2 separate regions of the Homo sapiens genome follow, and region 2 is linked to region 1. Evidence: read pairs that join two places in POLR2A ChIA-PET (ENCODE). Cell type or tissue: Panc1. All regions are shown on one strand. Links, peaks and the distances in the headings refer to the core of each region. The heading gives the core; the rest is flanking DNA.

What was found. ChIA-PET counts read pairs that join two places held together with the same protein. Peaks named below come from ENCODE experiments on the same cell type or tissue, not always from the same donor. Only the 100,000 strongest peaks of a DNase experiment are listed, where the experiment ranks them.
Region 2: POLR2A ChIA-PET joins it to region 1 with 9 read pairs; 3 of 35 experiments call an interaction of 5 or more read pairs at or near these places.

What each region holds. Positions count from the first base shown.
Region 1 is chr6:37,915,927-37,923,806 of GRCh38, forward strand. The region is part of intron 1 of ZFAND3 (zinc finger AN1-type containing 3); the gene reads left to right. Among named protein-coding and RNA genes, the nearest start is that of ZFAND3, 100 kb to the left of the region's middle. In Panc1, for the core only: no CTCF peak of the experiment used is centred there; a DNase peak (open chromatin) is centred at 4,945.
Region 2 is chr6:38,260,933-38,268,812 of GRCh38, forward strand. All of the region lies in intron 8 of BTBD9 (BTB domain containing 9), which reads right to left. Among named protein-coding and RNA genes, the nearest start is that of BTBD9-AS1, 220 kb to the right of the region's middle. In Panc1, for the core only: no CTCF peak of the experiment used is centred there; DNase peaks (open chromatin) are centred at 1,259 and 1,698; H3K4me3 peaks cover 708 bases; H3K27ac peaks cover 1,625 bases.

The sequences.
Region 1 (7,880 bases), core at 1,954-6,953:
GCCCAGCTAATTTTTTATTTTTAGTAGAGACAGGGTTTCACCATGTTGGTCAGGCTGGTCTCAAACTCTTGACCTCAGGTGATCCGCCCGCCTCGGCCTCCTGAAGTGCTGGGATTACAGGCATGAGCCACTGTGCCCGGCTGCTGTGTTTTTTTTAACTTAAAAAAAAAAAAAAAAGTTTGCTGGCTTGTATGGGCATAGTTTATGGTGTCCCAAAACAATGACAATAGACATTAAAGACACTGATCACAGATCACCATTGTAGATATAATAATAATGAAAATGTTTGAAATATTGCAAACCTTATCAAAATGTGAAACAGATATGAAGTAAGCACGTGCTGTTGAAACAAAGACTTGCTCAATGCAGGGTTTCCATAAACCCTCAACTTGTAAAAAGTACAGTACCTCCAAAGTGTGGTTAACTGTAGTGCTATAAAACCAGGTATGCCAGCCGGGCACGGTGGCTCATGCCTGTAATCCCAGCACTTTGAGAGGCCAAGGCAGGCAGATCACGAGGTCAGGAGATCAAGACCATGCAGGCTAACACGGTGAAACGCTGTCTCTACTAAAAATAAAAAAAAATTAGCTGGGCGTGGTGGCACGTGCCTGTAATCCCAGCTACTCAGGAGGCTGAGGCAGGAGAATTGCTTGAACCCTGGAGGCAGAGGTTGCAGTGAGCTGAGATTGCGCCACTGTACTCTAGCCTGGTGACAGAGCAAGACTCTGTCTCGAAAAAAGAAAAAAGTAAGGTATGCCATGTATAATTACAGTGGTCTCCCTTTATCCATGTTTTCACATTTCGCAGTTTCTGGTACCTGCAGTCAACCATGTTGTGAAAGTATTAAATGGAAAGCTCCTGAAATAAACATAAGTTTTAAGTTGCACACCATTCTGAATAGCATCATGACATCTCATGCTGTTCTGCTCTGTCCTGCCCTGGTGGCGAATCATCCCCTTCTCCAGTATAACCACACTATGTATACACTACCTGCCTGTTAGTAGCTGTCCTGGTGATCAGGTAGACTGTCATGGTATCTGTCATGGTATCTCAGTGCTTGTGTTTAAGTAATCCTATTTTACTTAATAATGGCCCCAAAGCACAAACATAGTGATGCTGACATAGTGTTAAAATTGTTCTGTTAATTATTGTTGTTAATCTTTTACTGTGTCGGATTTATAAATTTGGAAATCTGTTTGTATAGGAAGAACACAGTATATATAGAGTTCAGTACTATCCATGATTTCAGGCTTCTGCTGGGAGTCTTGAAATGTATCCCTCAAGGATAATGGGGGACTACTGTATATCATTGTGTGATCATAGATTTATAGAATGTTAGCGGTCATTGGTCTCAGTAGCTCACTTTATTTTAATGGGTGACAAAACCCAATTGCGACGTCCCACCTTCAAGCTAAGCCCTTTCTTCCCAAGTCATTGCTCTTAACACTACCCCTGTAGCAACTGTTTTTACCCTGAAGACAGAATTATAAAGTTTACAACAGTGGGAGGAAATATGTGTTGGACATTAGAAATTTATGATTACAAAGGCAATGAAATATGATACACAAAAAGCAATAGAATCTCTGGTGATTGTAGAACAGGAATACTTTAAGTCTTTTTGAGGCAGAGATAGAAAAGATGTACTCTTGAGTTCCCTTCTGTTTTTTTGCTGGGGGTTATAACCAGATAATTTTCTCTTGCAAACTCTGGTCAATCTTGTATTTTGTGATGAATAATTAAAATAGGAAATGAATATTTTGAACTTTGAGCTTCACTTGTCAGTGAGCATTGGACTGGGAATAAGGAAAGCAGTTTATTTTCTGCTGTCACCTTTCAACCATTCCTTATCTAGTTTCGTCGTAGGTGTGGTATCCTGACTCTTTCACAAACTCCCTGAGAATGGCCTAGTAGATTGATGTAAGGTATAAAATGTTTGGAATTTGAACAAATGAAAGATGTTGAAGTACAAATGACATTTAAAAAATATGTCAGTGACATTATGTATACATTAAAATTTTTCTTATATGTGCATATTGCTAGATATTGCTTTCTCCTCCTCCATATTTTGTAGATGTTCTGTCGGTATTTTTATCTTACCTGAATGACATGAACAGAAATGTTGCATCGTGTAGAAGTCTTTTTTTGTTTTGTTTTGTTTTTGTTTTTTTGATATGGAGTCTCGCTCTGTTGCCCAGGCTGGAGTGCAGTGGTGTGATCTCGGCTCACTGCAAGCTCTGCCTCACGGGTTCACGTCATTCTCTTGCCTCAGCCTCGCAAGTAGCTGGGACTACAGGCACCCACCACCACGCTGGCTAATTTTTTGTATTTTTAGTAGAGATGGGGTTTCACCATATTAGCCAGGATGGTCTCGATCTCCTGACCTTGTGATCCACCTGCCTCAGCCTCCCAAAGTGCGAGGATTACAGGCGTGAGCCACTGCGCCTGGCCTGTGTAGATGTCTTTTCCTGGATATCCTCCAGCTTCTAGAAGTACCTTGTGCTTTTCTTTCTCAGCCATACAGCTTCCTTGCTAGCCTGTTTAACCTTGTAGTTTGAACCCTTGTAACTCTATTATCTCCCAGGTTTATGTCTCATTTTCTGACAAGGAAAGATCTAATAATAATACTTTAGGTTACTTTTCATCTTTCATTAAAATTATCATGCCTTTGATTTAATTTACCATAAATATGGATAAATCAGAGCCTCTCTCTGTAAGCCTGAATTATCTTAATGAGAGTGGATGAGTGGATGAAGCAAAAATATTTGGCACTTGGGTAGGACAGGTGAATATTTAATTATTTTGACACACTTTGGGAAAAAGTACTCTGAGCTCCATAAATGTTGTTGTTCTCCCAACCCCACCTATTTTCAAAAGCAACATTGTTAGCCAGAAGAAAAATAAGGTCAGATAATACCTTATTGTTATCTCTCTTAAATTTGTCATTCTCAGTTTAATTCTCAGATACTTGCTCTTGTACTAGATGGTTGGGAAGTTTTCTGTGTGTTTTCAAAACATGAAAAATGCCTTTTTTTTTTTTTTTTTTTTGAGACGGAGTCTCGCTCTGTTGCCCAGGCTGGAGTGCAGTGGCGCAATCTTGGCTCACTGCAACCTCCGACTCTCTGGTTCAGGTGATTCTCCTGCCTCAGCCTCCCGAGTAGCTGGGATTACAGGCATGCGCTACCACGCCCAGCTAATTTTTGTATTTTTAGTAGAGACGGGGTTTCACCATGTTGGCCAGGGTGGTCTGAATCTCCTCACCTCATGATCTGCCTTGGCCTCCCAAAGTGCTGGGATTACAGGCGTGAGCCACCGCGCCGGGCTGAGAGATCTTATATATATGTTCACCCATTTTGTCCTGATGGTAACTGCACATGCATATTTAAAGGTCATGGATTATATAAAATTATATGTAATTTGTATATGCTCGTAATATAAATTTTAAAATGTTACTTTTCCTAGTTATGAACAGATTTAAATTCTCCATGTCTGCACAGACATCAGACTTCAATATTTACCAAATTATTATTTAATATTTACCAAGCCGTTTTAAAAGTTATTGACCATGGTTTTTCAGAGAATATCACATTCATTTTTTTTTTTAGCCTCCAAGTTGTTTGAGATAAAGCACTTTAAAATCTGTAAATGTTGCAGTCACTGGAAAATTTATCCCAAGCCACAAGAATTCATTCATGTAACATTAGGAGAGTTGTCATCATCTTGACGTCATTTATGATCTTCCTCACATTTCAAGGCTGTTACTGCATTGCTTTCTAGAAGATCTTCAGAGGCCTTCTTCAATGGCAGCTACTATTTGTAATCACTCTCCAGAAATAAGTATTAAATCTGTGTTTAAAACCGAATCCTCCCCTTTTTATAAAACTAGTTTGTTGTTGTAACCATGACAAAGTATCCAATATTAGAGTTGGCTTGACATCCTTCCATACCTCAGTGTCCCTGACTAGTGATGAGAACTTCACTGTCTCAGCCATTTCACAGACTAACTGGAGAGATGCCTCTGGGACTGGGACTCTACATTCCTCTTTTGAAATCCCAAACACCATTCCTTTCCCTGGGCATGACTGCATACTTGGATTTCTCTTTCTCACTTCCAGGTTTTTTTTGAAGCTTTTTTTTTTTTTTTTTTTTTGGCCCTTGTTAGTATTTAGTATAAAATAATTGGTGTCTGCCTCAAAAGTAAGGATTTAATTGTAAAGCAATTCCTTCTTTCTGAAAGATAACTTTAGGGAAGAAAACCTTATCTTATGTTTGGGGATATATAGTGGGACAGTTGCAATCATTGTATATATTGGGTGTGTTAGAGTTGATAGCCTCATTAAGTTTCTCTTATGTGGAAAAATTATTTGGCATTTTAATTCACTTCATTGTTTTTTTTTTTCTCCTTTTCTACAGGGGCTTTCATTCATATATTTTAATTTTTCTTGTTCTTCTTTTGACTAGTTTATTGATGGCCATGCCTCATCTTGTCTGTAATTGTTAGATGGTGCTGGACTAAACTTTCAGTAATATATACAGGGCCACAGATGATAATGGGACTAGTTTTACATCTATACACTATAACTTTTAGTGCAAGTACTTGAAACACACAAAAATCGAGGCATTTTGCTCTGCTGTCCTTGAATTTGGGCATAAAATGCTAAAACCACTGCTAATTACAGTAACCCACTTGGAATCTAAATTGTTACATTAAAATTAGTTTTTAAAGTGAGCAGGATCCATATTGCTACATTATAGAAACTAATACCCTTATTAACAGCTCCATCTTCTCCATTGTAATATTTCCTTAAAAAGAAAATTTGCAGACATGGTCTGAATGATTTAGAGTGATGTGTAACAGTTTGGACAGGCTGGTTGCACCCCTGAAAGCCTCCTTTGTCATTGCCAGCTAGGATGTCATCTGTTTGAACTGGTCTTTTTCGTGTTTGCCTAGGGTGAGTAGAGAGTGGTGATTTAGTAGAGCTGTTGGCTGCTTCCTGGCTGCTGTAGGAAGTTAGTTTTTCTGGCTATATGTGTATGAGGCGGGAAGCAGATTGTTAGGAGTCTTTAATATTCTAATTTTACCTCTGAGAAAACTGGGATGACTTAGAGTGTAGTAGGTATTGTGGTTTGTTTTTCCCTTCCTTTCCTTTACCACCCCACTCCTCGCCGCCTTCTCCTTCTCTTTGTCCTCTTACCCATCCCTCCCCTTTCCTCCTTTGTCTGGATTATTAGAAGAGGTTGAATTCAGAAATGTGACTAATTTTTACAGATTGTGTTTTTACAGACTAGTTTTTAGAAATGTGACAGTTTTTACAGATTGACTCCCTTCACTGAAGAAGGAACTTTCTTTGTAGTCTAGATTTTTTTAGTTTTATGATACATGTCTAGTGTAGAGAAGTTCAGGGACCATAGGACTGGAAGAGCTTGGTATACTTACGTGCTGGTACTGTTTTTTTTTATACTTTTCTCTATTTTTCTTGTGCCCTAGGTTTTTCCTTCCAGTTGGGTTAAAAAAAAAAAGTTGTTGAGGAACATTGATATGGTGAAAGAGTTGTTTTTTATTTCCATATTTATATTAAAATAGTTTTTTGCATGTGTATGTTTCTCTGAGTGGGGAGAGATAGTAGTCTTGTGTATGTGTCAGGAAAATATTATAAGATGTTTCCAGAATTCCCAGAAATTAGGACTGTTACTAGAATTCCCCAAGATGAATTAGCATGAAGGCTAATTTGTCATTAAAACATTGATATCCTTCAAAATTGAAAAAAAAATTTAGAAGAAACATTTAACAACATAATCATTTCTGCCATCAAGTAAAAATTAAAAAGTACAACAGTGTTGGCCAGGTGCAGTGGCTCATACCTGTAATCGCAGCACTTTGGGTGGCTGAGGCAGGTAGATTGCTTGAGCTCACTAGTCAGAGACCTGCCTGGGCAACATGGCAAAACCCCATCTCTGCAAAAAAAAAAAAAAAACAAACCCACACAAAAATTAGCTGAGTGTGGTGGCATGTACCTGTAGTCCCAGTTACTTTGGAGGCTAAGGTGGGAGGATGGCTTGTGCCCAGGAGGCGGAGGTCACAGTGAGCCGAGATCACACCACTGCACTCCAGCCTGGGCAATAGAGCCAGGCCTTGTCTCATAAATGAAATATAAAATATAAAATAAAATAAAATAAAACGTTGTTGGCAAAGATGTATTCAAAATAGTATGTAGAACTTACCTGGAAGGTAATTTTGCAATATTTACCAAAATATACTTTTTCATCTAGTAAGGTCTCCTTCTCAGAATCAGTCTTAAAGCCATTCAAATACAGATTTATGATTAAAGATTTAAGTCCAAAAATGCTCATTATAGCAATATTTATAATAGGAAAAATTGGGGAAAAACAATTATACATCCAACAGTAGTAAGAGTGTGACTACATTATAGTATTAGTATGTAATGGATTGTCACAGAGCAACACACATGTTTTTGAAGAATATTTAAGGCGTGATAAATATTAAATGTAAATGTAAATTGAAAAAATGATATCTGTAGATTTTCATTATGCATTTCTTTATGAAATTTTTGTATATACACAAAAGAAAATAGTCATGCATTGCTTCATGACGGGGACATATTCTGAGAAATGTGCTGTTAGTCGGTTTCATTGTGGAAACAAATGTTGAACATCATAGAGTGTCCTTACACAAACCTAGGTGGTATAGCCTACTCCACACCTACACTATATGGTATAGCCTGTTGCTCCTAGGCTACAAACCTGTAGAACATGTTACTATATTGAATACTGTAGGCAGTTGTATTTGTGTATCTAAACATAGAAAAGGTGTGGTAAAAATGTGGCATGAAAGATAAAAAAGTGTACACCTGTCCCAGGCACTTACCATGAATGGAGCTTACAAGACTGGAAATTGCTCTGGGTGAGTCAGTGAATGAGTAGTGAGTGAATGTGAGGGTCCTAGGACATTATGTTACTGTGGATGTTATAAGCACTGTACACTTAGGCTACACTAAGTTTATTTTTAAAATTTTCTTTAATAATAAATTAGCTTTAGCTTACTATAGCTTTTTTACCTTATAAACTTTAAAAAAATTTTAAACTGATGACTCTTTTGTAATCACACTTAGCTTAAAACACAAACACATTGTATAGTTACACAGAAATATTTTCATTATATCCTTATTCTATAAGTTTTCTTTATTGATTGATTGACAGAGTCTCACTCTGTTGCCTAGGCTGGACTCAAAAGTCCTGGGCTTAAGTGATCCTTCCTTCTCAGCATCCTGAGTAGCTGGGACTACAGGTGCATGCCACCAGGCCTGGCACCTTTATTTAAAAAATATTTTATTTTTTGCTTTTAAAGCTTTTTTGTTAGGCCCCAGCACACAGACATGCACACAATTATCCTAGGCCTGCACAGAGTCAGGAGCATCACTGTCTTCTGCTTCCACATCTTTTCCCACTGGAAGGTCTTCAGGGGTAGTAATTGGTATGGAGCTGTCATCTCCATGATAACAATGCCTTCTTCTGGATACCTCCTGAAAGAGCTGCCTAAGGCTGCTTTACAGTTAACAACTACTTCTTCCTCTTCTTTTTTTAGTAAGTAGAAGAATTACAGTCTAAAATAATGATATAAAGTATAGTAAATACACAAACCAATCACATAGATGTTTATCATTTTTTATCAAGTATTATGTACTATACATAACTGTATGTGCTAGACTTTTATATGACTGACAGCACAGTTGGTTTGTTTACTGTGTTGCTCTAACACTACAGCTATGATGCCATTAGGTGACAGGAAGTTTTTGGCTGCATAATAATCTTATGGGACTTCTGTTGTGTATGTGAACTGTCATTGATGAAAGTATCATTATGCA
Region 2 (7,880 bases), core at 983-5,982, 340 kb after region 1:
GAAAATTCTTTTTTTTTTCTTTGGAAACAGGGTTTTGCTTTGTTGCCCAGGCTGCAGAATGCAGTGGCACAATCATAGCTCACTGCAGCCTCAATTTCCTGGACTCAAGTGATCCTCCTGCCTCAGCTTCCTGAGTAGCTAGGACTACAGGTGCACACCACCACGCCCAGCTGATATTTTTTTTTTTTTAATTTTGTTGCCTAGGCTAGTCTCCAACTCCTGGCCTTAAGCAATCCCTCCACCTCAGCTTCTCAAAGTGTTGGGATTAAAAGCATGAGCCACTGAGTCCAGCGTATTATGAAAATTTTGTGATAGACATTCTTAAGCTAAATCTATGATTATTGTCTTTGAATGATTCTGTAAGTGAAACTCCTGGAACAGGGCATATAACATCTTGAGGCTTTGATGTATATCATAAAATAGCTGTATACTTCTATTCCCCCCAACCCCAAGCAAAAATCTATACCAATTTATATTAACACTACCAGCACTGCATAACAAATGCCTGTTTCTGTGCATCATCACCAATATTATATATTATGTTTAAAAATACTGCTAATTTGATAGCTGAAATATCTTATTAATCTGCAATTTTTAACTTATTGAGCTTGAACATTTTACCCATTTTCTACTTATATGTATCTTTTTGTTAATGACTTACAAAATGTCCTCTATATTTAAAGGATATTAATCCACTGCCTATCATAGTTTGCATGCTGAAGGTATTAATTTTTATTAGCCTAGTCTATCGATCTTTACCTCACTAATTTATTCTGGCCTAAATTCTTTTTTTCTGAACAGCAGCCAAGTGCTCATACTGGTTGAGACATCCTCTCTCTAGTCCTCTATTAAGAGTCCCCAGGGACTGGAGATGTGGGGTCATGGTGACTCCTGAGTGGAAAAGGGACACTGACGGATCTCAGGTCATCGAGCCTAGGGCTCAGACTCAACCTACATGTTGAAGTTTTAAAGAGGACTTCTAACTCATGCCTAGGATGCACATTTGCTTGGAATTTAGGCTTAGCCAGGAATTAAACCCCTTTGTTGATTTGACTGAAAAAAGCAACTGCAGCTGAAGAATACTAAAGGAAAAACTGATTCAACCTCTGCTTTTCCATTGAGAGGAATTTTGCTCTACCAATTCCCTTCACTTCTTTGGCTGCCTGCAAAGTGTATTCTTATGTCTTTGTGCCTGCAACAACAGAGAGCTATTTCTGACTTGTAAACTAGCTGGGAATGTTTGCATGGTGAGCTCATCCAGGACAGACACTCTCTATGACCTTAACTGAAATGAGCTCCTTAAACATACACAGCACACTTCCACCCATAGATCAGAAGCCATTTTCAAAAGGGGCTGAATAAAGGAAGTTGCTGGCCAAGATTTATTGATGCAGATCAGGTCGGTGTTTAGCTGTTGCCACAAACCTCTCTAACTAATGAGCACAGCATGAAATGCCTGGTGATATTATATATGTTGTCTCCTCCATCTTCCCTTATTCTCATTGTGCAGTTTCCCTAAAAGCAGTGAAGTGCTGGGCTTTTTTTTTTTTTTAATTGATTAGCAGATGTGATTTTGCTTACATCTTCCATAAATGCTCTGGCTGGCTGCATACCATTGATTACCAGGGGTTCAGTTTACAGCAACTAATTGCTCTCCTTGCTGGTATTTTGATACAAAATTCAATAGCGAATATGTTTTCAAAACTCTTTTCTTTGTGGCTTGAGTCAGAAGTGACTCAATGCAAACCCAGTGGACTGAGGTTTCCAGTCTTTAAAATAGTTGCTCTCTCATCAGTCTGTGAAGAAAGTTTCCAAATTGTAGCATTTTAATTGGAAAGTCTACATTATGCATGCGATGACAAACTATGTTGTGCTGAATGGCACTTTTTTCATCCTTTTCTTAAGGGATTAATACTGTGCCAGATTGTGAACAATGGCTGAAGTATAACAGTTGAGGTCAACAGCTTCTCCACTGAATTGGTGCCTTTTAGACCAGAAGCAAGGGCCTGTTTTGCCTGTTTCTAACTGTCCATCATTTGTGGGAAATTCCACTGGAAGGCCTGGGACCATAATGCCACTGTTGCTAAATTTTCTCATTTGGGTGAAAACCAACTAAAGGAAGATCAGCAACCAGGATATTAGTGACAGTGCAATAACTTATGATCAAATCCATTCCTAATCTTTCAGTTAAAGTGAAAGATACTCCTGATCTCAAAAATGTATACAGTATATTCTTTGGTAAAGATCCTTTAAGTTCTTCAGAAATAATTGTCTTCCATTCAACAATTCAAAAAATATTTACTGAATAACTACTCAGTAACATTAGGCAAGTCACTTTACTTATACTTTGGTTTCATCCTTTGTGACATTAAATGTCGAGATTTGATGGCTTCTCAGCACTCTTCCAGTTCTAACATTTAATATTCTGTTATAGCATATGCAGAGGTTTTTTTGGTATGTCTGTACATTACACAGTAACTCCTGTCTTTGACAACTCTTTCCAGCACAACCTCAAGGTGGACATGGGAGATTCCTGAGCTCAGTTTATCCTCTGGACTTGGAAGCTGCCCAATCCATGCTGGGCTAATCAGATTTCCTTTCTCAAAAATTTAGAATTATGTGAGATTCCAGCCTAACGTGCCCTGTTCACTTAAAATGAGATGATGAAAATACAGGCATTCTGGGGTGAGTCTCTTTGATCACAGGCATACAGAAGCAAAGAAAGATACCTGCAGTGAGAAGCAGAGACCACAGGCTGTGCAGTCCAGGGAGGGCTACCTGGGGTCCCGACAGATTCCAATGTCTGGTTTCAAAACCTACTAGGGCCCTCCGAGTTTCTCCTCTAGTATTCCGTGAGAAATCTTCTAATCACTTAAATAAAGTTACCATTTGCGGCTTAACCTATCTTTACTTGGTTTCTGTTACTTGGAACTAAAAGGGCCAAAGATAAGCTCCTGGTGGAGTGCACTGGACAGAAAAGGTACGCAATAAGAGTAGATGTTATGGCAGTGAGGATAGCAATGATACCGTGATGGCTACAGGACCAGAGAGACAACGAGGTAAAGAGCAGGGGTGGTGGGAAACCTCCCTTATGATGGCAATCTTTTCGTTCAATTATGAAAGAGGATTCTATGTAGAAACGGAGAGCGGTAAGACTGTGGTGTACGGTGGCAAGGCAAAACAGGCTTTGGAGTGGGCTCAGTGGCATCAGTGGAGCTGCAGGGAGAGAGCCTTGCAAAGATGGAACAATCAGTGTAGTTTATAACTCTCCTCAGCGGTGGCACTGGGGAAGCAGGGCCAACAGTGACAAGGAGGATACAGGCCAGGGTCAGAGAACGAAGGGCCAGGAAAAGTAATGACCACCTGTAGGCTTCTGAGGAGGTAAGTGGGATCAGAGATGGTAGACTAATGTTCAGAACAGAGAGAGACTGGAGGTCATGATGCAAAGAACAGATGCGGCAGCTGTAAAGGTGAGGGAGAGAGGTAAGGAGTTGTGGTGACAAAGGGAAACTTCAGCACTTTCACCTAATTCGGAAAAGTCCAGTTCCTGCTCCTCTGGATGAGAAGCAGAAAGACAAACAACACATTAGGGTCCCTATTCTAATCTCTGCTACTGAGGGGCAGGAGGGAGCCTGTAACAGCTTCCAGAAGGAATTAATACAGCTTCAGAGAAACAACTCTGCCGGTGAGAAAGAGGGACTTTCCCAAAGATGAGAGGGCTCCTTATCGTCAGCTGTCACAGGGTTCGATGACGTGGCTTCACCCTCAGGTGGGGAGCAAGGTCCAGCTGAGAAGAGCTGCTGGAGGACGCTGAGTCCAAAATGAGATTCTCAGCGGGAGCCTAGAGCCCAGTAACCATGTTTTCTTAAAAGTGTGTGAAGTAGACCAGGCGGCTGCCCTGCAGATTCCAGACATGAGAACCCCTGAGGTGTTGCCACTGCAGAGGCCTGCCTCTGAATGGGCCACGACCTTTCAGGGCAAAGGGAACACCAGTCTCCTAATAGCAGGAGGAGGGAAAAACTGGCTGCTCATCAGATGGAATGGATTCTGGGGAAATGCATTAGTCAAAGGACATCAGAGAGTCTACCTACTGTCTCATAATGTTTAATCTCTCATATCTGGGACGTGGAGGGTGATTTCTCTAAAAGGGGAAGAAACGATGGCACTGATTAACAATATTCTCTTGCAGGTAGCCAGAGAAAAGGCAAGCAGAAGCTCTCGGGTGTGTGGCATATGTAGTTTCTGTGTTTAGTCAACTGAAGTCCAGGATTACAAAAATGTGAGGAGGTGGCAAGTATACATTTTGGCTCCACTGTGTAGGCTGGCTCATTGAGAAAGGGGGATATTTAAGGAGGGATTTTCTTTCTCATGAAATCTTATATTTGATATAGTATAATTATTTATTTATTTATTTAAAGCCCACATACCATGAGAAATATAGTATAATCTAGGTATGTTATCTGAAAGTGGAAAAATATCAATGGAGAATATGCCTGGAGGATATAACTGTGGAAAGCTGGATGGGGCAAAACTTTCCAAAACTTGGAGACAATACAAAACTACCAATCTTTTTTTTTTTTTTTTTTTAAGACAGGGTCTCAATCTGTTGCCCAGGCTGGAGTTCAGTGGCGTAATCTTGGCTTACTGCAACCTCTGCTCACTGCAACCTCCACCTCCCGGGCTCAAGTGATCCTCCCACCTCAGCCTCCCAAGTAGCTGAGACTACAGGCACTCGCCACCAGGCCTGGCTAATTTTTTGTATTTTTTTGTAGAGAAGGTGATTTGCCATGTTGCCCAGATAGGTCTCAAACTCCTGGGCTCAAGCGACCTGCCTGCCTCAGCCTCCCACAGTGCTGGGCTTACAGGCGTGAGCTACCACACCTGGCTAAAACAACCAACTTTTAACAGCTAACTAAGACCATCTTTTCACTTCTTAGAAAGATTAAGTTTTTAACTTCAAGTTTTAGGTGATAACATAAAAGCTAACACCACATTACCAAATACATGGCTGCAGCTGCAATATTCATTAGATACTGAGTGTGGAATGAATGGTGAACAATTAATCATAGTCCCACCTCACATTCACACAGTCCTCACTAGTTTCAAAATGTTTTTGCATACATTATCACATTTGGAAAAAAAACAATTTATAATCAGCACATTTCCTGCTTTCAACGCAAATCTATTTTCCTAAGTTTCCTGGTTAATTTTCTTACATGGGCTAAACACTGCCCAAGCAATCTTTTACAGATTATTTAATCACTTGACAAACTCTTTTTTTTCTTTTAACAAATAAATTTTGCCCCAGGCTTATGATCTAGACTTCATACTACACAGTCCAATTTAATGAAAATTCTCAGCCAGGCACGGTGGCTCACACCTGTAATCCCAGCACTTTAGGAGGCTGAGGTGGGTGGATCACCCGAGGTCAGGAGTTCAAGACCAGCCTGGGCAACATGGGGAAACCCCATCTCTATTAAAAATACAAAAATTAGCCGGGCGTGGCAGCGTGCACCTGTAATCCCAGTTACTCAGGAGGCTGAGGCAGGAGAATCACTTGGACCCGAGAGAAGGGGGTTGCAGGGAGCCGAGATTGTGCCATTGCATTCCAGCCTGGGCGACAAGAGCAAAACTCAGTCTCAACAAGAAAGAAAGGAAAGAAAGGAAAGAAAGGAAAGAAAGAAAGAAAGAAAGAAAGAAAGAAAGAAAGAAAGAAAGAAAGAAAGAAAGAAAGAAAGAAAGAAAGAAGAAAAAGAAAATTATCTCATTTTATGCTTTCAATGTGGAAATATGATAAAAATTTGTCCAGGCCAAACAGCCCTTGAGAAGAAAAGCATTCTTATATTTTGGAAAGTGACTCTAATACAGCCCCTTCCTTAAGCAAAATGTTGGCATCAAAAATATTGGGAACCCCTCAAATGGTCTTATGATATTTTAAAAGGTGAAGTCACAATATGTTACAGACCTTTTGGGCAGTGACACACTAGGCAGGTATGCAGCTTTTACGGATCTTCCCCCGTGTTTAAATTTGGCATCACCAATTCCCCTCTCCAGCAAGGCCATCTGCCTTGATCCCAGCAGCTTCCTCCTCTTGATGAATATATACAATCAGTGAGATCAGCCTGATTTGGTTCACCGGCAGGATCAGAAAAGGATGTGTGAGAGGCAGAAATGCCGAGGTCCTGCCCAGACGATAGGGCTTAGCTCCCAGGCATCAGGTCCAGCTGGCTTTTAGCTTCATTTGCTAGGAAGGCTATTACGGGCTGTTGTGAATGTAAAAGGCCAGAATCAGTTTCTTCTGTTAATAGCTGAAGGCAATATGCATTTGTGTGAGCTTTTCTGTTCTCTGTCCTCAATTCTATGAAATTATTAGGAGGGCGATAAGAACAGACAGACACATTAAAGAGCTCAAAATGTACTAATCTACAGCTGAGTGTTAAGAATTCTTGGATTTTTACTTAACATTTATGACTCCTGTGAAACAAAAGGCCCCAGTGTGGGCCTTCATCCAACAGGTAGGGGAGTAGAGTCACCTTGGCTCCAGGTTCCCTGCATAACACCATCCAGTGGCCCCTCCCTTCAGCTTTTTGGACCAAGTCCATTCAGGAGAGCCCACTGGATCATGCTTCTACAGTGCAGGGACCACGCATGGCTAATGACCTTGGTATTTCCCAGCACAATGCCTTACACATCATAAGCTCTACTAAGTTAAACCGAAGGAGAGGGGTCGGGCACGGTGGCTCACGCCTGTAATCCCAGCACTTTGAGAGGCCAAGGTGGGTGGATCACGAGGTCAGGAGATCGAAACCATCTCTGCCTAACATGGTGAAACCCCGTCTCTACTAAAAATACAAAAAATTAGCTGGGCGAGGTGGCAGGCGCCTGTAGTCCCAGCTACTCGGGAGGCTGAGGGAGGAGAATGGTGTGAACCCAGGAAGCAGAGCTTGCAGTGAGCCGAGATCGCACCACTGCACTCCAGCCTGGGTGACAGAGCGAGACTCCGTCTCAAAAAACAAAACAAAACAAAACAAAAACCGAAGGAGAAATGAGGAGCAGAAGAGGCGAATTATGATGGAAAGAGGTGAGGCAACTATAGATACATCACTCCTCTCAAAAAACCTGGGTCACTTATTCCTGTACAATATCTTCAGTGTTCTATAGAATGAATTATGTTTCAATGCAAAAACAACCTCCCCCAGCCAGTACTTCACCCCTAGCCCCAACACCATTTTGGAGAGTCTCACATAAGTGATAATTTATGAAAAATATCCATTCTGACTGCTATTTCATCCACTGAGCTTATTCTCCTGCCCATCCGCTGAACACATGCTAATAGGTGCCCACACGCACAGCCTACAATGCACCAAGAAGCAGCGCCAAAGAGAAATTTAATAAGTGCCATGGCTCCTCCCTGTTCCCTTGGATCAAGTTTTCAGAAGAATCCGTATCTGTGGGAGAACTCACAATTTAGCTACATGCAGATCTTTGTATTCTCTTGACCTGGTGATAAAGGGAAAGAACAGAAGGGCAAAACAGGTGGGAAGGCTCAACTCTGAATATTACAGTCAGGAGGATGTTCCAGCAGGGATGAACGACCGGCAAAACTCTTCCTGTTCAATCACGTAATCTCTCTATTTTTGTTCTTACCAAATCTCTTCTCTGGTCTCTCTTAACACAACCAGTACTATTTTCCCACACCTCTTTCTCTTTCTTCTCAGACTGACCTTTTCACCCAAATCAGATCTGGGTTTCAACCTTTGCTCCAGCTTTTAAATCATCTTCTTTTCCCCACAGAGCACAATCTACAAAGTCTTGAGCTCTTGCTAGAAATGATTTTAAAACACTTGCCTATCCAATTCAGACCTCCTTCAGACTTACTA